Linked DNA regions of Homo sapiens: all the other regions are linked to region 1. Evidence: chromatin loops called from intact Hi-C (ENCODE). Cell type or tissue: endothelial cell of umbilical vein. All regions are shown on one strand. Region 1 overlaps ATF6 (activating transcription factor 6). Region 2 has its middle 13 kb from the start of OLFML2B. Region 3 overlaps ATF6 (activating transcription factor 6). Region 4 overlaps ATF6 (activating transcription factor 6). Region 5 has its middle 11 kb from the start of C1orf226. Region 6 overlaps ATF6 (activating transcription factor 6). Region 7 holds the start of OLFML2B (olfactomedin like 2B).

Region 1 (4,000 bases):
TTTCTGTCTGAATTGAATTGCTACTTCTATGTTGTTTCTTTATTCTAACAAAATGAGATAGATTCACTGAATATTAAAAGACTTTGGGAAAATGCGAATGTTATCTTTATGTATCTCAATCATTATGAATTCACCTACTAAATTAAAGAAAATAGCACTGTTGGCTGGGTGGGGTGGTTCACGCCTGTAATCCCAGCACGTTGGGAGGCTGAGGTGGGTGGACCATATGAGGTCAGGAGTTTTAGAGCAGCCCAGCCAACATGGTGAAACCCCCTCTCTACCAGAAATACAAAAACTTAGCAAGGCGTGGTGGCACACATCTGTGGTTGTAGCTACTCGGGAGGCTAAGGCAGGAGAATTGCTTGAACTGGGGAGGCAGAGGTTGCAGTGAGCTGAGATTGCGTCACTGCACTCCAGCTTGGGCAACAGAGTGAGACTCTGTCTCAACAACAACAACAACAACAACAACAACAACAACAACAAAGCACTGCTCCATTCATGCATCTTTCTTTTACAACATTTGGAACAAAGGCAGTATTACAAAATAGAAAACAGAAAAGAATACAAATAAAATTATTTTGCTTTTGATATTCTTTTAAGACCAAATAAGAGAGATTATGGAGAAAGGATATTGGCATTTTAACTGCAACCTTATACTGATACTGAATGTTTGTATGACTACGAACCAAGTTTTATATGTGTGTGTGTGTGTGTGTGTCTCTGTGTGTGTGTGTGTGTCTCTGTGTGTGTGTGTGTGTGTGTGTGTGTAGTTTGTAGGAAGAAATGTAGCAACAGATCAATGATTCATATCTTTAACAGGATGGCATAGACTTACTCTGCATTTTGAGTTATTTTTCCTTTGGTATAGATGGATCATGCTGATAGTCACTTATTACTTAATATATATATACAGTTTCTAATATACCTTTCCTTTGAAGTTACCCTGAAGTGTTTTTCTGTTTATATGTGGGTCTCCTCCTTTTCTATGCAATTTGCTGCTTAAGGATTATACTCATTAATTTTTGTTTTTATTATGCTACAGGAGGAGTTGGATTTGTCTTCTAGTTCTCAGATGTCTCCCCTTTCCTTATATGGTGAAAACTCTAATAGTCTCTCTTCAGCGGAGCCACTGAAGGAAGATAAGCCTGTCACTGGTCCTAGGAACAAGACTGGTATTACTCTATCTCCTAACTTCTGTTATTTCTATTTCAGATTGAGCTTAGGTTCCATTTCTTAAAAGAAAATGCTGGATTAAATTTATGTTTATTAGGCTGGCTTGCTGTTTTTTAATTGGTGGACCTATATTGTTTGTTGTGAGTGATTACCGTGGAGAGGAAAGGGGAGAAATAATCTTTGGTTGTCTCTGTCTTTACAGGTGAAAGATACTTTAAAATAGACTCAGACCCCACCATCTTCAGGAGAGATTTCAAAGTTTCAGTTAAAGATAACTGAATGGAGCTATGACATTTGTTACCTCATTAATCTCTGGGTGTTATCCCGTGATTTTAGCAATTCTCCTTTACCAGTTAGTGTGTCCCATTCCCAAAACTGCAGCTTGGTTAGAAAAGGAGGTAACAGTTTAAGTACTTTTCTTCAGTTCATTCAGGTATATGTACTGTAGCTATGCTTAAACTCCAGTTAAAGATTGTTAATCGAAGTTAAGATAATGTGTAGAGAAAGGTGTGTGATAGAATCTGTTTTTTAGGGCTTGCGTAATTGCTTTCACATTGACTTGTGGTTTGTCTGGTTTTTCTCCAGAAAATGGACTGACTCCAAAGAAAAAAATTCAGGTGAATTCAAAACCTTCAATTCAGCCCAAGCCTTTATTGCTTCCAGCAGCACCCAAGACTCAAACAAACTCCAGTGTTCCAGCAAAAACCATCATTATTCAGACAGTACCAACGCTTATGCCATTGGCAAAGCAGCAACCAATTATCAGTTTACAACCTGCACCCACTAAAGGTACCTGAGCAGAATTTAAGGCTGTGTAAATTTATTTGGAGGGCAGTAAGGGTTGTGTCATATGATTTGTTTTAATTCAGGTTATAATTTCTGAGCACGTGCTGTTTGTCAGGAATGTCTTTGGTTATGAGGACGTTGCAGAGATGACTAATGTGTGGTTCCTGTCATAACAAGGGATATAGCTCTCCAGACCAGTTACATCTGATGGTTATTTTGAAAATCTGGGACACTTTCTTGGTGCCATTTTATTCTGGTGGATAAAATACAGGAACACAAATTTTAAGCTAGTTGAAGGCAGAGTTCAGGTCAGCCAGATTTTTGTGGCTGTGAACTTTTTTTGTTTTGAAGGAATATTTAAAATAATAGGGTCCATTTCAGGTGTGTTATAGCAATAGAATCACACCCTTAATCTCTGAGGAGGCTGCATGGTTTAGTAAACAGTATATTGACCTGGTCATGAGGAGACCTGAACTCTGCTTTCAACTAGCTAAGAATTTGTGTGTTTCGTATTTTATCCACCAGATGGCCTCATACACTTGTGATTCTATGAGAGGTTTATGTCATTATTGAAAGAAGTTCAAGTCTGAGGATTTGGTACTATTCAGATATGGGAGTCATTTCCGTATGGAGATCTCTTAGGTAGATTAGTCATCATTGTACTCATACTGATATCTGTATACACTGGGTACAAGAAAACTTTTGCAGCATTCTTATCTCTGGATTTAGTTTGTTGGCACCAGATATGACTAGGCGATAATGGGGTATGGGTTGTAAATAAACACCAATGTTACATTTGTACTGTATCTCCAATTGTGAATAGGTAGCTCGTTTTTTGGAGCATAGTTTTAATGAGGGTAAATTTGATAAATTTAATTTCCAGATACTCTTTTAGCTTTGTTCTATTACATGGTCATAGACAATATGACATTGATAAAAAGAAGACCTAGATGAGAGAATGGATGAATCAGTGAAAATTCATCCATCAGTCCCACCAAAAATAAACAGACAAACAAACAAACAAAAACCAGTTTGAAATGCCTGCTCTCTCAGTACAAAGTCAGAACTGCTGCCTTTTCCATCTGAAAAGTAGCATTCCTATAGAATAGGTATTCTTGTGATTTATAAATGTGTATTAAGGGTTCATGAACTCCTTGAAACAAAATGCAGGATTTAATGTATGTTCATATGTGGATTATTCTAGGGATAGTCTCCAAAACTTTCATTAGGATCTCATAAGGATCTGTGCCTTCCCAAAGGCTAAGAATTTAAACTAATGAAGAACCTCATTGTAGTTCCCATAAGCTATTAAAATACGTCTATACAAAAAGTCTGACATTAATATGACTAGCGTATAAAGCAGGGGTATTCCTAAGAATTTGCCCTTAGCAGATCATTGACTATGTTTGAGTGATGGAAGATCTTACCTATAATAAGAAGACAAACTGTTCTTTTCTGAGCAGTTTATCAGTTCCAGAAACCTGAATTACACATTATTTGAAACTTCAATACTTTCCTGTCATCTGAAGACTATAGTTATTTTTTTGTGAGCATGTGCTAATATGAGGAACTGCACCTTGCCTGTTTTTTTTCTTTTATTTGAGACAGAGTCTCGCTGTGTTGCCAGGCTGGAGTGCAGTGGTGTGATCTTGGCTCACTGCAACTTCCACCTCCTGGGTTCAAGTGATTCTCCTGCTTCAGCCTCCAGAGTAGCTGGGACTACAGGCACGTGCCACCATGCCCAGCTAATTTTTATATTTTTAGTAGAGACAGGGTTTCACCATGTCGGCCAGGATGGTCTTGATCTCTTGACCTCGTAATCGCCTGCCTCGGCCTCCCAAAGTGCTGGGATTACAGGTGTGAGCCACCGCGCCTGGTGCCTTGTCTGTTTTTATAGTACAATCTAAATAGGTGGTATTATTATAATAACATACAGATTTAAAGTATGTTTTTCATTTATTTGAGAATGGGGAGGAAGAAGGGAAGTATGGGCAAGACATTATACAGTTAATCATGTTAATACTAGTAGTAAATATGTTAC
Region 2 (4,000 bases), 240 kb after region 1:
ACCAACCAATCACAGATGCAGTCACGGAGTGAGGTGTCCCAGAGCTACCACACCAGCTCTGTGTACTTGGGAAGTAATTGACCTCTCTAGGAAGTCATGAGCCCCAGTTTTGTCTATTTGCCGAAACAACTGGTTGGACTGAGTGATTTTCAGGGTGGTCCCTTTTAGCCCTAAAATTCTGAATTCTTGGGTAAAGCCAAGCAGCTTGATTTATTGGTCCTTTGTAGTGTGTTCTAGAACACAGCTGTCTTAAATGTAGCTATCCACAGAAAATGGCTGTTCTGTATGTTTTCATAAGGCCATCAGTCGCTGTAGAAAATGTTGAACATTTGAGGTGTAAGAAGGATAGACATTTGGTGCTTTTCATGCCACATTTCTCAACACCTGTACATCTTGTGTTTGCATAAATTATAACATGGTAATTGCATAGCCATTGTGGGCAGCCTATACCTCAAAGGTGAGTGGGAGAGGAGTGGGAAGCAGGAGGGCTGCCCCAGGGCTCACTGCCAAGAGAATCTGGCTGGTCCGTTCTGAAGTGGTGAATCACTTCCTGTGGAGCACGTGTCCTGGCCCAGGTGGCAGGAGAAACAGTCCTGGTTCCAGACCTGCCCCTGGCTCACTCTGGGATGGGAACAAGCTCAGTAGTGATAGAACATTCACCACAGCTCCACTTCTTGAGTGCTTTCCATGCAATCTCACTAATTCTCCAAGCATTGCTGGGAGACAGGTGCAGTTTCCCCTATGTTAGAGATGAGAAAACAGAAACTCGGAAAGTGTAAGCAGTTAGACAAAGCCACAGAGTCTGGATTGGAACCGAGGGCTTATTTATTCAGAGCCAGTGCTTTCGAACACCAAACTATATTCAGGTTCCCTTAACCTTTCCATCTGTGAAGTGAGGGACTTGAACCAGTGCTTTCCAGCATATGACATGCATACTTCTGGGGGTACTTGAGACTATTTTAGGTGGTGTCCAGATATTCACTTTTAATTTTAATGACTATGTTTTTCATTTTAAAGGGTGTTAAGAAAAACGTAACTCAAACTCACACATTTAGGATGCATACAAATATAAAGGGGAATTGATTTAGGCTCTATTTATAGAAAAGTCAGTCCAGATGATAAGGCAAACATGGTGAGGGTGAGGACCTTCACAAATGCCTAAAGTTTGGGGATTACTGAGTCAGATAATATGCTCCAATGTTTTCTGGTTCCTGCAGGACACAGCAGGACCATGGCCTCCCTGAGCCTCCAGCACAGTGTCCTAGCTCTAGGGCATTTGGGACACAAACAGGGAGAGAAACAAACTGTCTTCAGGAGAGTTAATTGGTCAAGGCTCAATTTATCCTCTTTCTAATATCTCCCCCTTCCTTTTACATCTCCTAAGCATTCAAGGCTTTGATGTCAACATATTCCTTGAGTGAGTAGTTTGGCATAAATTGCAAAGTGGTTGGATGCAGATGTATTTAGTTAGGCCAGCACAGTGATCTCTTTGTTTTTAATTTGTGAATTTGAATGTCTTTAGGTTGGGCATGCACTCTAGTTTGCACAGACTTCCCCTCTCCTGATAATATTACCTACGATAACTACCAGAAGGCATATGAGTTTGTGACTCTTGGCTTAAGACCTTATTTCCCCAAGGTCAAAATCCTTAAAGGCCTGAAGAAGTAGTCCTTCAGGGCATTGAGCTCCTAGGGAGCCATCAGCACTGTGGGATTTCTAACACACCTAGAGTCTCTAATTCATGTGGAGTTTCTGTGCCAGCCCTGCAGATGAGAGGAAGTCAGGACAGGAGCCTTGCCTAGAGATTGCCATCTGCACAGCCTTTTAAGATTCTTTGATAGGCCAGGCACAGTGGCTCACACCTGTGATCCCAGCACTTTGGGAGGCTGAGGTGGGTGGATCACCTGAGTTCAGGAGTTCGAGACCAGCCTGGCCAACCTGGTGAAACCCTGTCCTTATTAAAATACAAAAATTAGCTGGACGTGGTGGCACGCACATAATCCCAGCTACTTGGGAGGGTGAGGCAGAAGAATCGCTTGAACCCAGGAGGCGGAGGTTGCAGTGAGCCGAGATCGCACCACTGCACTCCAGCCTGGGAGACAGAGCGAGACTCTGTCAAAAAAAAAAAAAAAAAAGAAAAGAAAAAAAAAAAGATTGGTAGCGCAGTGGCTGCTTTGCAATTTTCAGACTGGGAGTATAGTGACACCTGGTGTCTGGTGTCATTCTTCAAACCCAGCAAGTCCCAGTCTGAGCTCATCATTTCCATCCCCAAACTAGCTTCTCCTCCTCCCTCTCACTCCCCTGTCTGAATGAAGGCAGCCACCAGGCTGGAAACCTCACACTCATCATGATTTCTTCTGTCTCTTTTCCCATACCTCATCCCTCGCCAAGGACTCTCAGTTCGATTAGTGTTGATTTTATGTATTTCACCCCTTTATAGCTCGTAAGTTCACCTTTCCCAGTGCAACAATTTTCTAAGAGCTCTTACCTACACATCGCTACCAGGTTAATATTCTTAAAGAACAGTTCTGACTGCACCACTTCTTTGCCAGAAGTCAACAGCTCGGCACGGCCTTCTGGATAAAGTCCAACACCTCAGCTTGCCCGTGACTTGGACCTGGGCTACCCACTTTCCACTATCCCTGTGCTCTCCAATCATGCTCCAGGCTTTCTTGAAACTCAGGTTACAGCTTCCATCTGCATGGACCATTCTTTCAAGAGTTTTGGTTATGAAGAGAAGTGGAACGAAAGAGCCCATAAGAGAAGTGGAGAGGAAGAACAAATGGTAGAGGAGATAATCCAGAGAGGGATTTTTATTTCCATAGACAGATGTGATTTGAGCATGATTAGAGGCAGAGATTAAAGGGCCCACTGACGAGAGGTGAAAGATAAATACTGGCACCTACTGAACACCTTCTATGGGCCAGAGATTCAACTCTGTTTTACAGGAATAGCTCATTTGATCCTCTCAACAACCTTACAAAGTAGATGCCATTTTACAGATAGGGAAACCAAGGCCCAGAGAGAAAATTTATTCATGTAATAGCTAGAGAGAAGTAGAACTAAGATGGGAACCCAAGCCATTCCACTTCGAACCTGCTCTCTTCACCATTTCATATAAGAAAGAGGGAATGACAAGCAGAGCAAAGTCCCTTACAAGGGGGGAGGAGGAGTAATTCCAAGCATGGGTGGGATGGTCATCCACCCACCTCACACAGGAAGAGGAACACCTCTTCCCTGAGCCAGGGGAGAAGTAGGGTGGGATGTAGATGATGCAGTTTGACTCACAGATGTATGAAAGCTGTTGAAAATGTTCTTGCTAACGGTTTTCTGTTGATAATTAGAAAGAAGTGGTGGGGTAGAGCTTGAGGAGAGTGAGGGAGTTCTAAAATAGTTGCTCTGGGGGAATGAAAGAGAAATTGTAAGGACCTGGAGTCGGCATGCCCTGTGCTGAAAGCTTGCTCAGCTGAAGTTACAGACCATGGATTTGTACAGGACTCAGGCACAGAGTTGTGTGAGTTCTTATCTTCCTTCTGCTACTAGTTCTAGGTGTCACTCACACACTGTCTCCTTTGTGAAACCTTCCGTGATCTCTTAAGCTGGCTGTGGACTTCCTTTAAGTTCCCACAGCAGCCAGGTGTGGTAGTGCATGCCTGTTGTCCTAGCCACTCAGGAGGCTGAGGCAGGAGGACTGCTTGAGCCCAGGAGTTTGAATCTAGTCTGAGCAACATAGCAAGACCCCACTTTCTAAAAAAATAAATTTCCACATCATTTTGACCCTTTTGCATGATCCTTGTATTAATATATCTTGTATTATAGTTAGATGTGTATACTTCTGTCTTACTACATTAAAGGCTCTCTGACGGCAAGGATGATGTCATACTTATTTTCTTTCTTTCTGCTCTAGTACATTATATTGTATTATAGTTGCTCATTAAATGTATAGTCATTTATTGGTTAACTGTTCCCCTCCAGATGGAGCTATTTCTTTTATTTTTCC
Region 3 (4,000 bases), 55 kb after region 1:
GGTGACAGAGTGAGACCCTGTCTCAAAAAAAAAAAAAAAAAAAAGTTAAGTAGGCAGTATTTGCTTATATGTATATATTTTGTTGTTTTCTCCAAATGCTTATGCCTCTGAAGAGGATATACATTGATGAGTGAAGATATTAGGGAGGGTAGGGAGAAAGAATAGAAGTTTTTACATATAAATACAAATAGAAGTATTTAAAAAATTTTTTTTTCTTAGCTTTATCTGATAGCCTGCCTTCTGGAATTGTGAAAGGCTAACAATGAATTTGACTTTTATTCCTACTTCATTTGAAGTATTCTCTCATTGAAAACACCAGTTTGCACCATCCAGGAGGCCTTCTTATTTCAGTTATTATTGGAGTTTAAAATTTGTTTTTAGGTGTGTCGTATTTATTTCTACTTCATATATACATGTAATTATCAAGTTTTTAAAACATATAGAACACTACTATTGTTTAAACAGTTTATAAATAAGGTACTTTTATACTTAGAAAAATTGTTTTTGATATGTGCAGGTTACCATGCTAAGGATTTGAACACCTTCAGTACCCTATTTGTACTTGCGTCTATGCCTAGCATTTTTGTTACGTGCATGGATCTGCAAAGGAATTGTGGTTTGTTTCACAGCTGCATGTAGCAGGCATATGTGTGACATATTTTTATTTCAGCTATTATTTCCTGTTTTTTATTTTCAGCATGTTGGAACAGGATTCCAGGAGAATGAACCCTAGTGTGAGCCCTGCAAATCAAAGGAGGCACCTTCTAGGATTTTCTGCTAAAGAGGCACAGGACACATCAGATGGTATTATCCAGAAAAACAGCTACAGGTAAGATGGCATGCATCTATCTTTTGGCCTAAGTGATTTAATGAAGCTGAAACAAGAGAATTATCTGTAGTATAACATTGCATCTAAATTGTTCGTGTATATTTTGAGTAGTAGAACACATAAATTACTGAAACCATTAATACATTTTACTTTTAATATTGTAAAATTAAATTTACTTTGAAACCTTTTGTAGTTTTAAAATTCCTATAGAGATGTAATCTTAAAATCTCAGTTTGTGTGCATTAATATACATATTGAAATATATACATATTATATATAATGTCTTTAATAATTATTTTATCTATCATGTGTTTATACATATAATACATCTAATATTTGTTACTGTCTCACCTGTGGATGGATATGATATGGTGGAATAACATGATTGAACCTATTTGCAGTCATTAGGTAAAATCATTTATACTCATTTATTGTGATCTTTGTTGAATCCCTCCCTTGTTGCAATTTAATAATGACTTGATAAATTTCCATATTGCTTGTCAATAGCAAAAGGCTTTAATTGTATAAAAATGCAATTTCTATATTATGTTAACTAGAAGAAGGTATAGTGGACATTTTTATAGTTGTATACTTTTTGATAAACATTTCCCTGTGTTATTTAGAATTTGTATTAGAGCCAAATGGAGCCAGGTCCTTGACTAACAAGGCAAAGGGAGGTCACAGTATGGTAACTATTGCACAGTATAATGCTTGAAAATTATTACAGATTTGTTTACTTTTATCTCTTTAAGGATTTGTAGGTTGAGGGCAATCTTTCTTCCTGATTTTTACTGTGTTACATCCATACTGTTGAAAGATGATCACCACAATCCTGCAGGCTTGTCTCCACTTAGCCTTCCTGAAAAAACTGTTATTTTTGTGGAGTACAGTATGCCAAGTCAGTGGAGGACCCAAAGGATTTTATGGCAGTAGCTGCAACGCAACATAGCAATGATAGATGTCATAATGTTGGAAAACATAGCATTTCCTGCTTTTTTACATGCCAAAATTCATCATACTTCTTAAAATATTCACCTTGATGATCTCTTAACGGTGCCCCTGAATATTGGTAGAGTTTAATAGTATATTTAATTTTCATAAGTAATTTGTGCAGGTTTGCCCTACGTGTTCTATAATTTTGAATTCTGTTAGTGTCCACATAAGATCCATCAAAAATTAAATTTAAATCTAATAGCCTTTGGATTTACGAGAGTTGAGATAGCGTCTTGCTAAAGAATAGAACAAGTTATGGATTGAATGCTTGAAATTACAGTTCAGGTAAGCTTTACAAGAATATTATTTATTCTGCACTAACTGCAGCAAGTAGAAGCCTTCCACATTAGCATAAGATAACATGGTGGCTCCCAGAAAGCATAGTAGTCTGATCATACTAGTTCAAACTAAAAGTCTGAATGACTTTCTGGCTGAAATTTATCAGCTTTCAGAGTAGTACATGGGATGCAAGCTATTTTTTCCCTCCCTTCTCCAAAGTCACCATTGAGTGAATAATCTGGGTTACTGGTCTTGGGGAAAAAAAAAAACCAAAAAACAACCCAGGAAAGATTATGGATTCTTGATTCCATGCAAGTCCTTTGAAATATTTTTCAGCAACTTGAGAGATTTAAATAAATGTCAGTCCATTAATTTGATGTTCTTGATTTTATCAGTATAAATACTGAATAAAAGATACCAAAAAATGTTTGTGAAACATTTGAAAGCACCTAATATTACTTTGTTCTGTGTTCTGAACTGAATTTTAGATGTTTTATCTATTTTCAGCCGTGATACCTATACATTTTTTTTAATGCAGCTTACTTTATGTTTCTTTTTCTAAGGAGAGCTATGAGACATGGTTCAAATAAAAAATGAGTAGATTCTAATCCCATAGTTTATAATATTGTATTAGCCTATCATTTAGTAATTAACTGCTTATATTTTTTCAGTCATAGAAATGTGTGGCATATAAATAGTATGACCATATAATGTTCTATCAAACTGGGACACTCTTAAGAAGGAAAGGTAGTGCTAGTAATAATTACATCAGAATACCAGTACTGCTGTCTTGGATAAATGAGAAAGGATGGTCACCCTATATAAGATGTCACCCAGAACTGATCTTTACTCCAAGAATTCTCATTAACTCTAGCTCCCTAGCACTGTCCTTTACTTTATTTACTTTAATGATTTATTTGTTGAATTTTTTTCTCTTGGCATAAAATGTTTGCAAGCAGACTCGAACTCTGACTGTTCCTGGGCTAATGTTGGTCTAATTGTCTCCAGATTGTATGTTGGCTGATTTTCTCTCTCCTTTAACTCCACCCAATCCTTGTCCTGGTATTTCTCCTATCAGACTTTTTTTTTTTTTTTCCAAAGAATATTTTTGGCTGATAGAACAAAGCCAGTTAGCACAGATGTGCAGAAATCATTACTAGAGTTCAGATCACAAATATATTTTCAAAAGCAGTTTTGGACTTTTCTCATGGACTACAGTGTTTGTATTTTTCTAAGTATGCAGGCATGATTTTTAAAATAATGCGTATGTCATAGATTTATAAGAAGAGGTGTTAAGCAGCCTCCTCTTAGAGGCATTCAGATTTATCAAACACAAGACAGATACTTTTTTTCCTTCTCACTCAATGCTTCATTTTAGGCTGATCCTTTTGTGTTTGCATTCATTACCTGTGCACCAACATGTCTGTTTTATTCCAAACAACTTAAACCTACTTAACCCTTACAGCCACAAGAGAGGACATTGAGAATATTCCTGGTGCAAGTTGCAGGGAAGAATGTTCTATATATCCTCTGCTATTGTTTCTTTTCTCTCGTGTGTGGCATAAATAGCTATCTCTAACTTTTAACTTGAAGTTAGCCTTCCACTCTGCCAGAGTTATTTCTGTTAAGGGGCCAGTGCTTTCTGCCATCTTACTTGCCCTTTCCTCAGCATTTGGCTGTGTGGGTCATTTGCTCCTTGAAAGACTTTCCTTTTGTGTTACTATGGTTTTTTAGTTTCCTTTTTTTATTGGCTGCTGCTTCACAGTAATCTTTGTGGGCTCTTTTTTTACCCAACTCTCAAGGTTTGGAACTGTAAACTTTTTTTATTTTCTTTCTGCCTAGGTGACTCATCTATAATTTCATGCACAGTTCATATCTATATGTCCTGATGACTCTCAA
Region 4 (4,000 bases), 120 kb after region 1:
TGTCTCATGTATAAGTTTCAGAGATCTAATGATAGCTACTTAATCATCGGGATCCCTGTCTCCTTCTGTCTTCTTGCTCCATAATCCTCAACTTGCAGCTTCTGTCTCATGGAACAAAGACGGCTACTCCAGCTCTGGCAGTCATATCTGCCTTCTAGCTAGCAAGAAGGAGAAAGGGAAGGAGGAGGGAAGCCTTCCACCATTACCACCTTGAAGAAGTTGCCATTTCTTCTTACAGTCCGTTGACCAGACCGTGTAGCCTTATTTGGTTGCAAAGGAGGCTAGGAAATATAGTCTTTATTCTGGGTGGCCTTGTGCCCAACTAAATATCACAAGTCCTGTTGCTATTTTAATGTTACAGAGGAAGGAGAGCATATATTGGGTAAGAAAAAAAAAAAGGCTGTTTCTGCCACAATTCAGTTTCCCCAACAAAATAAAAACTTGGATTTATATTCTTTAAAAGAAAATATCCTCTGTAGCACAGTGCTGAATACATGACAGGACACTGTGCTCAGTAAATTTTTTTTAAGTGAACAGTAAGGGCCGGTCACAGAGGCTCACACCTGTAATCCCAGCACTTTGGGAGGCCGAGGCGGGCAGATCACGAGGTCAGGAGATCAAGACCATCCTGGCTAACATGGTGAAACCCCGTCTCTACTAAAAATACAAAAAATTAGCCGGGCATGGTGGCGGGCGCCTGTAGTCCCAGCTACTCTGCAGGCTGAGGCAGGAGAATGGCATGAACCCGGGAGGCGGAGCTTGCAGTGAATGGAGATCGTGCCACTGCACTCCAGCTTGGGTGACAGAGCAAGACTCCATCTCAAAAAAAAGAAAAGACAGTAAGAGGCCAGTAAATATTTATTGAGTGATTACAGCTCCTTTGTTTCTGAAAATGTGACTCACAGTACTAATGATCTGAAAAAGAGTAAGATGAACACAGAGAGAAAGTAATGATTCAGGATTCATTGTTGTGAGGTTCAAGAAACATTTATTTTGAGGAAGTGGAGGTAAATATTCAATGAAGTTAACTACATTGTCCCAGATATATAGATAAGATAGATAAAATGTATATATTATATAGACACTTATTTTTATTATAAGATATGTACTGTTAGAGTTGGTAGTATACCAGCTTTGGTTCCCTGCAGTCTGATTTTTGGGCCTCTTGGTAAACAAGTACTTAAAAACTGTTACCCCAGTTTGCAAACCTTTAATAATTAGAGACAAGGCAGGTTAACTGTAATAATTCGTATGCATGCAAGATATGATTCTTCTTTTTCATAAATCATACCTAGTTTTTAGCTTTCTGCTGCAAAAGTAACTAGTTTGTTAGAAATTTAGTGAAAAGAAAAAGTAGGAGACATTGTGTTCAGAAGATCATGTTTAAAAACAACAATTAGTATGGCATCTGTATCTTAGCAGGAAACTCAGAATTAAGTCTGAGCCTGACCTTAACCCATGACCAGTGGAATCTAAGTTTGTTTATTTTTACAATAGCCTTAATTTGGGGCTTGCAAGTTTTTTGGTTTGTTTTCACATTCAATTTAGAGACCCTGAAGCAGTATTTTAATGATAGGAATTAAGCTATGTATAACTTTCATGGCTTGAAGATCAGCAAATTCTGTTTTTTCTTGGTTATAATGTTATCTTAATCAGAAATGTGTGATCTTTGTGTCTAACAATGCACTTAAAAAAACAAAACAAAAAATTCCCTTGCTGCAATGCTGGAATTCTAACAGAATTTACTCATCTTCTCTCTCCTCCCCAATTTTTAAAAACATGTTCTCATGGAAATGTTGCCTTGAATTACACAAAATACAAGCAGTTACTGGAAATGTTTTCTACACAGTTCTGTTCATGTATATCAATTTCAATTTGTTTTTCACTTTTTAGATTTTTTTCTTAGTTTTGCTGATAATCACACTTCATAATCATATCAACTTTGAACTTTGAAGTTGTGTTGAATTTTTATTGCTCTCAGCTGTATCAGATCCTACTTTTTGATGAGTTATTTCATATAGTAAGTTTGTTGAATGAATGGTGAAACAATGAACACAGGAACAAGAAAAGAAAGCAAAATGCATCAAACTTAGGTTTAGTTTTATCTCCAGTTTAACCATGCTCCCTTAAATGGAAATGCTAATATACTTCTTTTTTTCTTTTTTCTGTAACAGTTCATATGTTTTTGCTAGGAAGAAGAGGAGTTACTGAAAACAGTAGTTAATATCAAAGTCATAAGTCATTTATAATCAGCCTTAGAATGCCTACAGATGTATATACATTTTTCAAAACACTTATACTCTGCCTTTTCTGAAGCCAAGCTTCTCTTGGCTTATTCTTACTTTTAGTACTTGTGTGCTGGAAATTAGAAACCTCAGATGCCCTGCACAGTGTAGGACTATACAATTGTGCTAGGCATGTATTTATAATTCTTTAACTCTTCTACCAAACTGTGTGCTTTTTAAGGGCAAAAACTGTACAACTTCTTTAGCATGCACCTGTCACTTGCAAATAAATGTCTAATTCTGTGGTCCCTTCAAAGGGAGAAGAGGAGGCTAAGCAGGCAAGGCTCTAGGCCTTGGCCCTGCTTCAGTCAGAATCTTTCTTGTACATGTTGATAATTTCTTTCTTCTACAGATAGAAAATTCCTGGGATAAGAATTTTGATGGGAAAAAGAGTTTATTGCCTTTAAAAAAAAAGTTTGAGAATGACTGTTTAGGGGAGATACTCTCAGTATCTTGTGACATTATCTAGTCTAGCCCCCATCATTTTACAGGACTGGAAACTGAAACACAGAAAGGATACGTAGTCTTGTCCAGATTATACAGCTATTTAGTGGCAGAATTAGAATTAAAATCCCTTGTCTTGACTGCTTGACCAGTATTCTTTATAGTGGTGCTACAGCATATGTGTTGTAAAAACCTAGGAGTTTTCCAAGATCACTGCATAGTGCCTGACAACGGTAGACACTCTGTAAATGTGTATTACATTAATGAATGAATGATTCTAAGCTGGTTTGTAGTTAATTAAGCCAACTTCAAATAAAAACTATAATTTTTCATCATCCCAACGAAATATTGACCTCTTAGAAGCCCTGAATTTGGCCTGTTCTAGGACTAAGCCAATTGTTATATATAACAGATTGTTCTTTGTTAATTTTAGGATCACCTGCTGTTACCAGCTACCACCCATAACAAGACCACAAGACCAAAAATGTCAATTGTGTTACCAGCAATAAACATAAATGGTAAGTTGAAATTCTGATGTATGAACAATATGAGATTTCTTTGTTTAACCAGGATTCTCTTCATTAGTTCAAAGACATTTAAAATGTTCAGTTAAATGAGTATATATCCGTACATTATTTCTGAAACATTTTTCCACTGTTTTATTATTTTTAAGATCCATTATTCTTTTAAAAAAAATTACTACATCCCTAAAAGAAAAAGTAGCTTTCTTTTACTTACAAAATTGGAAAAGCTAGCATCTTGACTGCTCTACAGACTTGCATCTGCGACCCTTCTAGTCATAAATGTAGTGTAAGAAGCCCCTGCTGTGTTCTGACAGTGAATTTGTAAATTAGATTTTTGGAACTCAAAGCAGTTTCCTGTGTTACCTAAATGTTGATATCATCCTAGACCATGCCACAGAAGCCTGTTTATGTTTAATTGATAATACTGATGAGTTTGACACTGATAGTATTACTATTGCATTTTGTTATATTACTAGCCCTGGACATTAAACAAAATACAAATAATAATATAATGCACAGATGTTAAGGCATAATATACCTGCTTATAGTTTAGAAGAAAAAAAAAGACAAGCACAAAAATCACTGTACTCCAAAGAGAAAGTCACGTAAGTAATATGTGAGGTACTAAGAAATCTAGTGAAAAGAGATTACTTTCAGCTTGATTCTTCATGGAGAAGTGAAATAACTCACTCCCATTACCAGTTGTGGATTATAAATGAGCACAGTGTATGTTATTGACTAATTGCT
Region 5 (4,000 bases), 600 kb after region 1:
CTCTGACTTCACTAGGCTATGTTAATTCATCTTTCACATTTCCACTCAGGCATCCCTTCCTCCAGGTGGCTTCCCGGACACCACCCCACCCCTTCTCTGCGTTCCCGTAGCATCCTATGTGTTCCTCCATCACGGTACTCTCCATGTGTCATAGAAAGTCGCTTCATCCTCATGCTTCTCTCCCCCAGGTCTCTGAGCTCAGGGGCAGGGACCATGCCATCTTCATCCCTGACTCCTCGGTTCCCAGCACAGTGTCTGGCATATTGCAGGAGCTCGATAAAGATGCACTTTGAATGGAACTAAACTCAGGAAACCTGCAGTTGAATTTGTGTGGAACAGACTAGACAGGCTCTGGGGTAGACCAGCAGGACTCTTTCAGCCCCTCTTCCTCAGGATCTCTATCCGCAGGCAGCCTCTGTACATGATCATCAACTCCACAGAGAAGGATTGAGGGTGGCCATTTTCGAAGTGGAAAGTGATTAATGGGCCAATGTGAAGCTCATTTATCTGCAGCCGGAGCCTTCATTAACTCTGTTCCTTGGACAGATGCCACCTTGCCACGGAGCTGGTAGAAGCAAGCACTTATATCCAGCATAATGCAAGAAGGGCTGTGCTTCAGTGCCAGGCACCTGCCTACCTCTGGGAGCTGCCTACAGGGCTCTGAGTTCCAATTCTTAACATTCTACTTCACTGTGTTAGGCTTGACTGTTAATTGGTGCTTTATCATTCTCTGAAGCTTCTATATACTCCAGGAATTGTGTTAATCAATTTATACACATGGTCTCATTTGTTTTTCTCATAGCCCTCCAAGGGAGGTCTTACTAAGCCCATTTTCCAGATACGGATGTTATTCTATTGTGCTTAAAGAGATTCACACACACGATCTCATGAATCCTATCTTGTGAGGGAGGTATTTCAGCCCCATGTTAGGAAGAGGTAAACTGAGACTGAGATGATGTCTAAGCCAATTCCCTGGGTCTTACAACTGAGAGGCAGAACTCTCTGGGAAGACCTAAGTCTTCAGGCCTGAGGAACAGCCACCCTCCCCTACTTCTCTATCTCCATCGCGCCAGTCTGATAAATAATTCCAGGAAACGTTCATGGCTCAGAAACATCTTTTTGAGTTAGATCTTCTCCAAGGAGTAATACAGTTTCATTAAACACTGCATATTCACATGGGATGGGAATTTAAAGACCCATTCCACAGTCCCCTCATTTTACAAAAGAGGAAACAACAAAGACTGCATTGTTAACATGTTAACCTGGGCTGGCGTCATCTCAGTGAAGCTCCACAGTAACTTTATGTGGTAAGTCATTATCCTCATTTTCTAGATGAAGCTGACCAGAGGCTTAGGGAGTCTTAGCAATTTGCCCATAGTCACTCTACCAGTAAGTGACAGAGCTAACAATAGTACCTCCTGAAAACATTCGTTCTTAAGGGTGTCGGTAAGAGCCTTCTCTGAATTGCAAGAATTTCGCCCTGCAGTAGGAGTGGCAAGAGCACCTATTACATCTCACATTGCAAACTCAGGGAAGCCTGGCTTAGAAACTAATCCTGTTATCGACACTGGAGATTAAGCATTCAATGGGGAAGTGAGTACTGTTTGGAGAATACTTGCTAAAGAAATATTTCAGGTCTAATAGCTACCATGGTACTCAGCAGGGCTTTACAAAAAAAGAGAGAGAGAAAGAAAAGGAAGGAAGGAAGGAAGGAAGGAAGGAAGGAAGGAAGGAAGGAAGGAAGGAAGGAAGGAAAGAAAGGAAAATAAAACCCTCAAGCAGTACTAGTTTTCTTGATGGCTGTCTGGCCTCTTGTGGCTGGCATCAGGTATTGCAGTTTCTGGTAACTGAAAGGAAGACTTCCATGACAAAACTAATAGTAATTTATGAGATAAATATTGTCTCCATTTTAGAGAGGCTTGTATCTTTCCTAAGATCACTTAACAAATATCATTTCAAGGGCAAAATAAAAGAGAGGACAGTTCTTAATTAGAAATTCCAGTAGGAGGGAAAAAATAGAAGAAATCTTTGAAAAATGAATGAGAATTCTCATTCATTCATTCATTCATTCATTCTATTCATTTAAATAGTAATAAAAGTAAAGAAAGATTAAAATCCCAAGAGCAAAATGGCCTATAAGGTTTCATATTTGATAGAGAAGAAAAAACTCACTATTAGACACATCACAGTGAAATTTAAGATCATGAAGACAGGCCATTTTTCAACTTTCCACGAAAAAGTTCAGCAGTGAAGGAGGATCAGATTGACATTAGACATCTCAGTAAGAAACCTACACATAAAGTGCTAGCAACTTAATATGTTTTATATCACTGAAGGAAAATAACTTTAAACCTACAATTCTATATTTAGCTCAACTATCATTTAAATTAATCTAAAATTAAAAAGACCGCAAAAGGTTTACCACTCAAAGACCATCTTTGATGAGAACACTTAAAATCTGCTCTCATAGCAATTTTCAAATATGCAAAATACTTTTGCAGAAAATATTCTGCCAAGAAGAGAAACTCAGGAGAGTGCTATGTGTTTTTTAAATTTACAAGAAGGATGACTAATTGACTCAGTAAAGTATACTGTTATTTAAATGATAAAGGACCCAAAAGAGTAAATAACAATTAAAATTTTAGATAATTTCAGAAAATCTGATGGGATTGGTGATGGTGACAGAAGAGAAATGAGAGCATGTTAAATTATAACAATTGATATATTTACAATGTTATAGAGAAAAATAAAAATACAGGGCCTAATAAGTTATGGGTAAACACTAAATTTTTTTAATAGAGCTTTCAAATTAACAGAGATAAATTTGATCTATTCAATGGAAAGCAGAAAAGGAGAAAAAAAGGAAAAAATGTATAGCAAATGGAAAGAATGTATAAGATGGCGGTATAAATTCCAATAGAACAAATTATAATAAACATGTGTTTTGAACTCACCAAACAAAAGGAGAGAATCTTAAATTGGAAAAAAAAAAAAGATCCAGCAATATTGTGTCCACAGAAGACAGAGATAAAAGGTGTAAAAACTTGAAAATGAAAGGACAGAAAATTACATACTAGGAAAGTATGAATAAAAGTTGAGATAGCAATTTTAATATGATGTAAAATATAAATAAAGGCAAAACTAATGAGAGACAAGGAGGAATACTTTATAAAATAAAGGAAATGAAGATGATAAAATAGTAATAAAAATATATACACATAAAAATATTAAAAAACAGTTAAAATAAAAATGGTAAAATAACAAAAACTAGTTAATATACTAACTATTATAATCAGAAAGTTAAATACTATTATATATAGAATTAAAAGATTTATCTTTCTCTGACGCTGATAGATCAAATAGATAAAATATGCAAATCTATGAAAATATTTGTTTTATATAATCTATAATCTTGAATACATTTGGGGAAGAGGTAAAGAGAACAAGCTTTAAAATGAATAGAAAGAGTAATTCAAACAAATGAAATATTCACAGAATGTTCACATATACCAGGTCAGCAAGGAAGCCTCAGAAATTGAAGTCAGGCTGTTATCCAACCTTAACGTGATATAGTTTGAAATCTATACTAAAATAACTAAAAATGTATGTTTGAAAACAATTATGAACTACTAAATAGTTTTTGGATTAAAGAAGATACTTTTACAAGAATTAAAAATACTTTGACCTAAACTGCAATAACCACTATTTGTGTTAAAATTTATGGGATACAGCTAAAATAGTACTTTGAGCTAAATTCATAACTATAAATATATTTATTAGAAAATAATAAGTATTGAAAACAAGTCAGATAAGCCCCCCTAAAATGAGGCTGGAAATCAAATAAATAGAGAATAACAATTTAAAAGCAGTAACAAAAAAGATGAACAAAACCAAAAGCTGGCTTTGAAAAGACTAATAAGATAGATAAAATCAATAAATATAAAAGAGTAAGATCCAAATAGACACAGTGTGAGAAAGGAGATGTTGCTACAGTCACAAG
Region 6 (4,000 bases), 170 kb after region 1:
AAAGGGAACGAGAAATTGTAGCAACCTCTCAAGGATTATATGCAGCTAGTTAGTTTTCTGCCTGTGAAATTAGGTCTGGCTCCTAAATAATTTTAAAGAACCATCAGCACTTCTAACTCTCTGGACAGGTGCCTCTTTGTCCAAGCTAGTTAAATGCTTTCCAAGGAAATCAGTTCAACTTTTGTGAGCGGGGAAAAGCAGGGCTTTATTGTTGTGTTACCTGGGAGTCTGGAGTTTGAAAAGTGCTAATTAACCTTCCTCTTTTTCCACATTACAAACCTTTTTAAGCAGCGCAGCACTCCCCTTAGATTTGGCTATCCTGGGTGATTTTCAGACAAGAACCATTTTCTCTGGGGACCATTCTTCTGCTGGGTGCCAAGGAATATAAGGCAAATGCCCAGAAGACCTTCAGGTGACTGGGCAGTCTTATCATGGGATATTTCTTCTGGCCCTGCCCCTTCCCATTCTGTAATGTGAATTAGCCACACCAGAGGCTGTGACCATGGCTAGTAGACAGTGGCAACATAGTCATCCCCAAGATGCTAATCTTCTGCTGGAACTGTCATACGTTATCATGGTCAATGTAAACCTGGTTTGTGTGGGGTGATTATAAATAGAGTTTCCCTCCTCTCTGTGACAGAATCACAGGAGAAGGACCCATCTCGTGGCCTTCTTGTTCTTAGCGCTTCACTTTTACTTCATCCCTCGATTCCCAGCTTTTTCTATCATCATTTTGCCAACTCCTCAGATGCAAGACTTTGGTTATGTCATACTCACCAACGTTAGTCCCTCTCTTCCAGGTGAAAAGGTGGGTAGCGGTTGGGAGGGAGTCTCCACTGAAGAGCAGGAAGGTGGTAGCAGGGCCGGCAGCTCTGCCACAGAGCTAGGGGTGCCTGTAAGGTGCCGCCTAGAGCAGCCTGGGAGCTTTGCCTTCTTTTGTCTCTCACTAGCCCTTCTACTCTTTGTCATTGCCTGTTCTTGAGTGGATCTTTGAAATGAGGGGACAGGATTCTCCTAAGGGTAGAGTTTCAGGAAATGAGTGAAAGGCAATTGACAAATGCAAAGAAGTAGTCACTTTTTAAATTGCTGGCAAAGCTATAATTAATCCCTAGGCACAATTGTAGTTTTTATTTTAATGTTTGTATGCACAAGGCCCTTTAGGAAATGAGAAGTTGCCATGCCAGATTAATTTTTTTTTTTTTTTTTGGTGGGATTGCCTTTTGGGGGTTGCAGCCAGAAATTGTGGGTAATGTGTGTATTTTTTTATTTATTAAATTTTAAACAGGATTGTGCAAGCTTATGAGACAATTAGATAAACTCATGGAGGAGGCAGGTCCTCCTGTTATTAGATGATTTTGTGCTCTTGGGGCTGACAATAATACACTCTTGGGAAGTGATGGTAGAGACTGATGGGAATAGTCTTTCTGCCTGGTTGCAAGTCCCAAATTTTTAAGGGTTAATGGAAGTAAGTGGATGTTTCCTCATGTTAACTACTGAATCAGATGTTAGGAGCTTGTCCCTTTGGGGTTGACTTATGCCCAGCAGTACAGGGACACAGCTTCATTAGAGTGTTAGTGTAAACTAACTCCAAAGTTAGGAGTTAATGTGAAAGGATCATCCTTGAAACAAATCTGCTGTTTGCCATGCTTGTAGTACAGAAACTTCACATGGAGTTTTGGGTGGGATTTGTGTTTTCACAAGTAAAAAATCCCTCACGATTATAAAACTCAGAGCATCATCTAATTTTTTTTTTTAATGACTACAAGTTCCAGCACAAAACTGGCATTTCTTTGCCATTTCTTGCCAGTAAGAAGTTGACACGGAGGTATTTGAAAGCAATGTTATGTGAGTCATTCTTAAGTGTTCCAAGTAAGTTTAGAAACAGAAAAGGAACTTGGGATTCAAATTGATTTTTCAAATCATTTTTAAAGAGACATCATCCTGACTAAATCTTAGCCTGAACCTTCCTCCCCTGTGTGTATTCCCCGGTAGTCACCGCAGCGAGATGCTGGTGAGACTGCCGTGGTGGCATTTAGCATCGTTAAAACTGGAAAACTCTCAAGCTCTTTGCCACTTTCCTACTATTTTTTGATTCTTGCCATTTTACCAAGCTTAGGTTGTGAAACTTGACAGAAATGTATTACAGGAAAAACTTATAATTGTATTTGACTTTCTAACACATTGCAAAGTTTCAAAGTGACTTTCACTTTCAACAACATATTAGAAGTAACCACTTTTGCTTTCACAGCCTGAAGAGTTAGAGCCTGATCTGATGCCCCCTTTCACTCTGAAGTCATGGGAAATTTTCCAGCCATGAAAGCCCTCTTTCCACTGCATACTGATGGGCTGACTCAGCTTCCTTCAGCCGACTGAGATCTTTTCATACTATTGGCTATTTCATACCAATTAACCTCTTAAATAAGATTGTGAATTGCCAAAATTGATAGACACTTATTACCACCTGTGGACTCCATATTCCTTACCACAAATGTTATTTTCATCAGTCCTGAGTCATTTTAACTTACAGAAATTAGGATTGTTGCTGCTAATATGAATACCAATTATAACTTTTAGAAACAAGAATAAAGCCTAAAAGAGAATGAAATATAAGAAATGTTCGTTCCCACCCCTAATAACATTTGGAAGTGAATATTCCCATTTTCTTCCACCCACAGGGATTGGGATTGATTTTTAATTTCCTAGGAAACAATACTAGACTACCCAAAAAGATGTTGCCAGAATCCAAAAGGAACTATGCTCGTAAAAGAAATGCAGTTTTCTCCTACCTAAAAAAAAGAAAGTAAAGTGTGTTCTGTTCTTATCTTTTTAATGACTAAGCTTTAAACAGTTTATTTTGGGTAAGACTAGAACTTTCGGCCATTTGTTCTAATATGTGTGTTATTAGATGCAATAGAATTTATGAAAAGAAGAATGACAAAGGTATCTGATTAGAAAATTTGATCTTACGCATGAATCCATGTCATGGCCAGCCACTGTCACATAGTGGGTGCCATTCTCAACATATTGGTTTGCTAACTTTAAGCATTAGGGATTTAGCACACTAAAATACTTTTAATTATATTAGGTTTGGTAACTAAGGAGTAAATAAATCATAATTTATCATTTGCCAAGGCCAACAAACAACACTATTGTGCTGTTTGCTCTCAATGAAGTTGAATAAACCAGGAGGCTTGGCATATCCCCTTTATGTTAATCCCAGCTAGAGATTAGTAGGTTGACTTTCACAGCAATTGTATATTGATCCATTTTAACTCATCCTTGCCATAATTTCCAGGCCAGTCACCAGGACAGAGGAGATGATGGGGAAACAGAGCTTTAGATGAAAACTACTATGCACTACTAGCCTTAGAGGCACTGGTTTCCTGTTACCACTTTGGCAAGTATGGATGGTCTAAGTCCAGTAGGGCTTCATCCATGGAGCCATTAGAACTGAGGGGGGAGTGTTAGAGATGCCATTTCACCAGGATCTTTTTGCTCAGGTTGTACCCATGCCAATTGAAGAACGTGTTAAAGATGAGGAGGAGAGATGTACCATTCTCTCCCTTAATAATGATGTTGGTTTGCAAAACCTAAAGAAATAATAACAACAGACTATTTCATACTTTCAAGCAAGTCTTTATACTACCTGTTATTTCTCTAAAATTCAAATAAAGAATTTTTAAACTTACCTTGTTTATTCTGTATGTAGAAAGAGAGAAAAAAGCCCCCAAATGAATCTTCAGTGTTGGGGGGTTAGTAATGGGAAAGGAAGCCTGAAAAGGCTTTGTGGCTTGTGTTACTGTTCAGATGAAACTGTTGAACTATTTTCCACTCTTCTCCCAAGCCTAATTAAGTAAAAATTTCCTTTATTTAAGTGTCCAGATATTTAAACTACAATCTTATCAAGGAAAAAAAAATCTAAAAACCCATATTTTATCTATGTCTTCAGGAAAGTGGGTTACTCGGTCACGCATCTTGTCCTCACCAAAGGCCTCTTCCC
Region 7 (4,000 bases), 230 kb after region 1:
TGAGGAGGCTAGTGTTTGATAAATCCCAAAGTGCAGCTGATTATTCTCTCTACAGGAAGGAGACAAGGCCCAGTCCTAGGGCTTGGTGGAGGTGAAGGTACAGGCAGCCCTGGAGGATCCTTTTTCAGACATCCCCCATTCTGAGGATTCTGGTGACACCCACCACACGTCATCATGCCGGCTCTGGAGAGCACAAAATAAACACTCCAGAGAGAACTACCCCTTACAGACATGAGATCTGGGCTGAAGACTGTCAGACGCCCTGGCTCTACCCATGTATCTCTTCTTTTTTTTTTTTTTTTTTTTTTTTGAGACGGAGTCTCACTCTGTCACTCAGGATGGAGTGCAGTGGCGCGATCTCCGCTTACTGCAACCTCCACCTCCCGGGTTCAAGCGATTCTCCTGCCTCAGCCTCCTGAGTAGCTGGGACTACAGGTGCCTGCCACCACGCCTGGCTAATTTTGGTATTTTTAGTAGAGATGGGGTTTCATCATATTGGCCAGGCTGCTCTTGAACTCCTGACCTCGTGATCTGCCCGCCTCGGCCTCCCAAAGTGCTGGGATTACAGGCGTGAGCCACCGCGCCCGGCCTACCCATGTATCTCTTATGGTCTTTATCTATAAATGGGTATTAGGGTGTTTTGAAGATTGAGTCAGAAAAAACAAGTTTAAGTACTTGGTAAACGGACACTTTACGAAGCCCATCACTATCATGGGTTACTCGGGCCCCCACTGACAGTCTGCCCTAGCTGCCTGCATCTGCATTCCCACTCTCCCCTCCCAGTACACTCCGTCATGTTCTCAGTCTCTCTGTTTGGGGGTCACCTCACATTCATCACACATGCTTCTGTTCTGACTTCACCCCATGCTCCCGCCTGGTGTCCCACCCTCTGCCATAAAGTATCTCCCGATGGGATATGCCATCTGCCTCCTGGTCAACATATCCGGCTGTTTTCACATTCCAATTCTGACAGACAGCCACATAGACAAGAGATACTTTTTACAACCCTGAAACCAAAAACAACTTTGTTTTCTTTCTTCTCAAGAAGTCGAGCGGCATCTTCCCTTCCTTCACCTCTCCTTTCTCCTGATTTGATGACCTTTAAGCACCCTATGATTTTGCGAGGAGAACCTATATCCTTCCATTAAGAAAATATTCCGATACATGAAAAATCAAAAGCCCTTTCCATTGGTAATGGAAGGAAAAACAGCTGCCCTCAAACACTTCAGCAAGGACCAGCTTCTGGCTCTCACCACCATCCAGGGCAAGAAGGGCGGTCGTGGCACTCTGCATCCTACCTGAGATAAAACGTTCTCCTGGTTGTCCGCCTCGTTTTGCAGAGTCTCGTCCTCCGCAGGCGCCACTGTCTGCGCATCTGGGGGCTCGCTTGTCCCTGTGAGGACAATGCTGGACACCCAGGCCGGAACCACAATCAGAGCGAAGTAGAGAACTAGCAGCCGAGGCTTGGCCATGAGGGGCGCGATAAGAGTGTCCTCAGCCCCTTCAGAGAATGGCTGGGGCGGGGGGTCTCGGCAAGGACTTCTGCGAGAGGGTGTCCTCGCTAGAGCCCGAAAGTGGCTGCTGAGAGCACCTTCTAAAGCTGGGTGCGGCTGAGCGGGACGGGAGGGTGCGCCCCAGAGACTCTGGGCATCTCCTTCCCGACGCGAGCAGCCCTCGACTGTGCAGCCCCAGTGGAGAGCCGGACGCAAGGAAGAGGGGATGACGGAGAAGGTGGAGGCGGGCACGGGCTAGCTGAGCGAGTCGCCCGCAGGAGGGCTCAGGTGGCTGGAAGGCGTTCGGACAGACGCCCGCGGTGCGCGCCGGGACGGGCGGCGGGGAGCCTCGGGACGCACGGGGACCGGACACGGGGAGGGAAGAGGCGGTGGCGGCGCGGGCTGCTGGGCGAGGGCTGCTGGGCTAGGGAGCCGCGGAGAGCTCGCGCGGAAGGAGGGCGGAGCCTCTATTGTGCCGGGGCGGCGGAGATGCAGCCAGTGACCGCGCGGAGGAGGAGGACCTGGAAGCGCACAGGGCTCGGGCGGAGGGGTACCCGGCGGACCCCGTCCCCGCTGGGACTCAGCTGCCGCGCGCCGGCTGAGGGTGACGTTGGAAGGGCTTTACTTTCTTCTCATCTGATCGCAAGTGAGTGAAGAGAAGTTACTCCGAGCGGCGTCCCTGAAGTTTTGGGGTTCGACCATTCTTGGCGAGAAGAGCGACTTTCCATCGCAGGCACCCAGCGCTCGCTCCAAGGCTGAGCTAGTTAGGGATCTGCGGCATCGTCCTTTAGCACACCTGGGGCAGGGGAGAAGGCGCGTTTGTTCCCAGGCGTTTCTTTTCCCTGACTTAACTCTGGGCGAGTTCTCGGGCAGCTTTGAACTTAGCGCCGTTGGTAGCTGCTTGCCTGCCACGGCTTTAGAACCTAGTAATACCTCCACCCAGAGGAAAATCATTGAATTCCTTCCTAGAGTGTGTCCTGAGTTGTGTAAACGTTGAAAGTTAGGGGAATGACTGTACATCTCCGACACTCTCCGCGAGTCCCCATGGGGAAAGCTACTGCCTGATAAATGATTACCAAAGGGAACAGCTCTTCCTGTCTTCCTGGTTTGGGACAAATCTCCGGGTCTCTGTTACCAGATTATCTCTAAGAGGGAGTCCACTTTCAATAGTGTGCAATTATGTTACTATGTCCCTCAATTACTGAGGACAACCTTTTATAAACCTACAGTGAAGATTACCAATATGTGAATTTAAGGAAGGGCACTGTGCCATCCTGGACAACTGTCACTCGGAATATTGAACAGAGCCAGGCCCCTTCAAAGGATATTATGCACCCTTGGGAAATTCAAACACCTTGCTTCTTATGCTGAGGAATAAGGGTTGTAATAAACTAAGGAAACTAGCGCATATAAGTAATAGTTGACATAAGTATAATAATAACCCTTATTAGTATATTTTAATCTTCAAAAAATTCAGTTTATGGACAAAAATTCAATGCTCTGGGTGTCTAGGTTTGTGGGGACATCATGCACACACCCTCCTCTGTGTAAGCTATCAAATCTTTTCTGAAACTATATGGGGGTAAACATTGATAAAATGTGGTGTATTTGATTGTTTGTTTGAGACAGAGTCTTGCTCTGCCACCCAGGCTGGAGTGCAGTGGCGGGATGATCTTGGCTCACTGCAACCTCCGCCTCCTGGGTTCAAGTGATTCTCGTGCCTCGACCTTCAGAGTACCTGGGATTACAGGCGCACGCCACCATGCCCGTTTAATTTTTTGTATTTTTACTAGAGTTGGGGTTTCGCCGTGTTGCCAGGCTGGTCTCGACCTCCTGGCCTCAAGCCATCCATCCGCCTTGCCCTCCCAAAGCACTGGGATTACAGGGGTGAGCCACTGTGCCCCACCGATAAAGTGTAGTTTTAAAATTCAGTTAAGGGGCGGAGTGTGGTGGCTCACCCCTGTAATCTCTACTGAAAATACAAAAATTAGCCTAGCCTGGTGGCATGCACCTGTAATCCCAGCTACTCTAGAGGCTGAGGCAGAAGAATCGCTTGAACCCTGGAGGCAGAGGTTACAGTGAGCCGAGATCCGCCACTGCACTATAGCCTGGGCTACAGAGCAATACTTGGTCTCAAAAAAAAAAAAAAAATCAATTACAGTAAGCATTGAATGTTGATTAAGTGCAAGACAACAAGCTAGGTTGCTAGACATTTAATGGGAAGATGAGATAGTCCACATCTTACAAAGTGGGCGTGGGAGTCAGGAGGTAAGCAGAACAAGCACTGAAATTGTGAGGCAGAGTAAGAACATATCTCATGGGGTTTAAATAAGGAATAGGTCACTTCTAGTGGAAAGGTCAGTGTGGATTTCATGAAAGCATGATACTGAAGATGACTGGGATGATGGGAGGTTTCAACAAAACAGTGGATAAGGCAACATGATGGGAGGGGGGGCCATGGCAGGGGAGAGAAAGAGAGCATTCTGGGCAAAGACATAATCCTGAAT

The links. A loop is a pair of places that touch in the nucleus more often than their neighbours do. Peaks named below come from ENCODE experiments on the same cell type or tissue, not always from the same donor. Only the 100,000 strongest peaks of a DNase experiment are listed, where the experiment ranks them.
Region 2: a loop joins it to region 1, with 17 times the contacts of the local background. A loop is called at or near these places in 100 of 110 quality-filtered maps.
Region 3: a loop joins it to region 1, with 2.2 times the contacts of the local background. A loop is called at or near these places in 8 of 110 quality-filtered maps.
Region 4: a loop joins it to region 1, with 3 times the contacts of the local background. A loop is called at or near these places in 12 of 110 quality-filtered maps.
Region 5: it touches region 1 in a loop (7-fold over the local background); 15 of 110 quality-filtered maps call a loop at or near these places.
Region 6: it touches region 1 in a loop (2.2-fold over the local background); 5 of 110 quality-filtered maps call a loop at or near these places.
Region 7: it touches region 1 in a loop (10-fold over the local background); 100 of 110 quality-filtered maps call a loop at or near these places.

The regions. Positions count from the first base shown.
Region 1 is chr1:161,790,366-161,794,365 of GRCh38, forward strand. It overlaps ATF6 (activating transcription factor 6), which reads left to right. Exons shown (of 16, transcript NM_007348.4): 5 at 1,043-1,172; 6 at 1,759-1,962. Among named protein-coding and RNA genes, the nearest start is that of ATF6, 26 kb to the left of the region's middle. In endothelial cell of umbilical vein, a CTCF peak has its summit at 2,482 (motif pointing right); a DNase peak (open chromatin) is centred at 2,516; H3K27ac peaks cover 573 bases.
Region 2 is chr1:162,034,920-162,038,919 of GRCh38, forward strand. No RefSeq gene overlaps it. Among named protein-coding and RNA genes, the nearest start is that of OLFML2B, 13 kb to the left of the region's middle. In endothelial cell of umbilical vein, a CTCF peak has its summit at 2,241 (motif pointing left); DNase peaks (open chromatin) are centred at 542 and 2,242; H3K27me3 peaks cover 171 bases.
Region 3 is chr1:161,845,752-161,849,751 of GRCh38, forward strand. It overlaps ATF6 (activating transcription factor 6), which reads left to right. Exons shown (of 16, transcript NM_007348.4): 10 at 698-829. Among named protein-coding and RNA genes, the nearest start is that of ATF6, 81 kb to the left of the region's middle. In endothelial cell of umbilical vein, no CTCF peak of the experiment used is centred here; no DNase peak of the experiment used is centred here.
Region 4 is chr1:161,909,134-161,913,133 of GRCh38, forward strand. It overlaps ATF6 (activating transcription factor 6), which reads left to right. Exons shown (of 16, transcript NM_007348.4): 15 at 3,163-3,247. Among named protein-coding and RNA genes, the nearest start is that of OLFML2B, 110 kb to the right of the region's middle. In endothelial cell of umbilical vein, no CTCF peak of the experiment used is centred here; no DNase peak of the experiment used is centred here; H3K27ac peaks cover 965 bases.
Region 5 is chr1:162,390,479-162,394,478 of GRCh38, forward strand. No RefSeq gene overlaps it. Among named protein-coding and RNA genes, the nearest start is that of C1orf226, 11 kb to the left of the region's middle. RefSeq lists a silencer at 1,421-1,715. In endothelial cell of umbilical vein, a CTCF peak has its summit at 1,830 (motif pointing left); no DNase peak of the experiment used is centred here.
Region 6 is chr1:161,960,383-161,964,382 of GRCh38, forward strand. It overlaps ATF6 (activating transcription factor 6), which reads left to right. Exons shown (of 16, transcript NM_007348.4): 16 at 1-3,688. Among named protein-coding and RNA genes, the nearest start is that of OLFML2B, 61 kb to the right of the region's middle. In endothelial cell of umbilical vein, no CTCF peak of the experiment used is centred here; DNase peaks (open chromatin) are centred at 1,819 and 2,319; H3K4me3 peaks cover 342 bases; H3K27ac peaks cover 2,490 bases.
Region 7 is chr1:162,021,959-162,025,958 of GRCh38, forward strand. It overlaps OLFML2B (olfactomedin like 2B), which reads right to left and starts at 1,911. Exons shown (of 8, transcript NM_015441.3): 1 at 1,299-1,911. The coding sequence starts at 1,472. RefSeq lists silencers at 2,023-2,172, 2,241-2,535. In endothelial cell of umbilical vein, a CTCF peak has its summit at 2,470; DNase peaks (open chromatin) are centred at 1,953 and 2,413; H3K4me3 peaks cover 975 bases.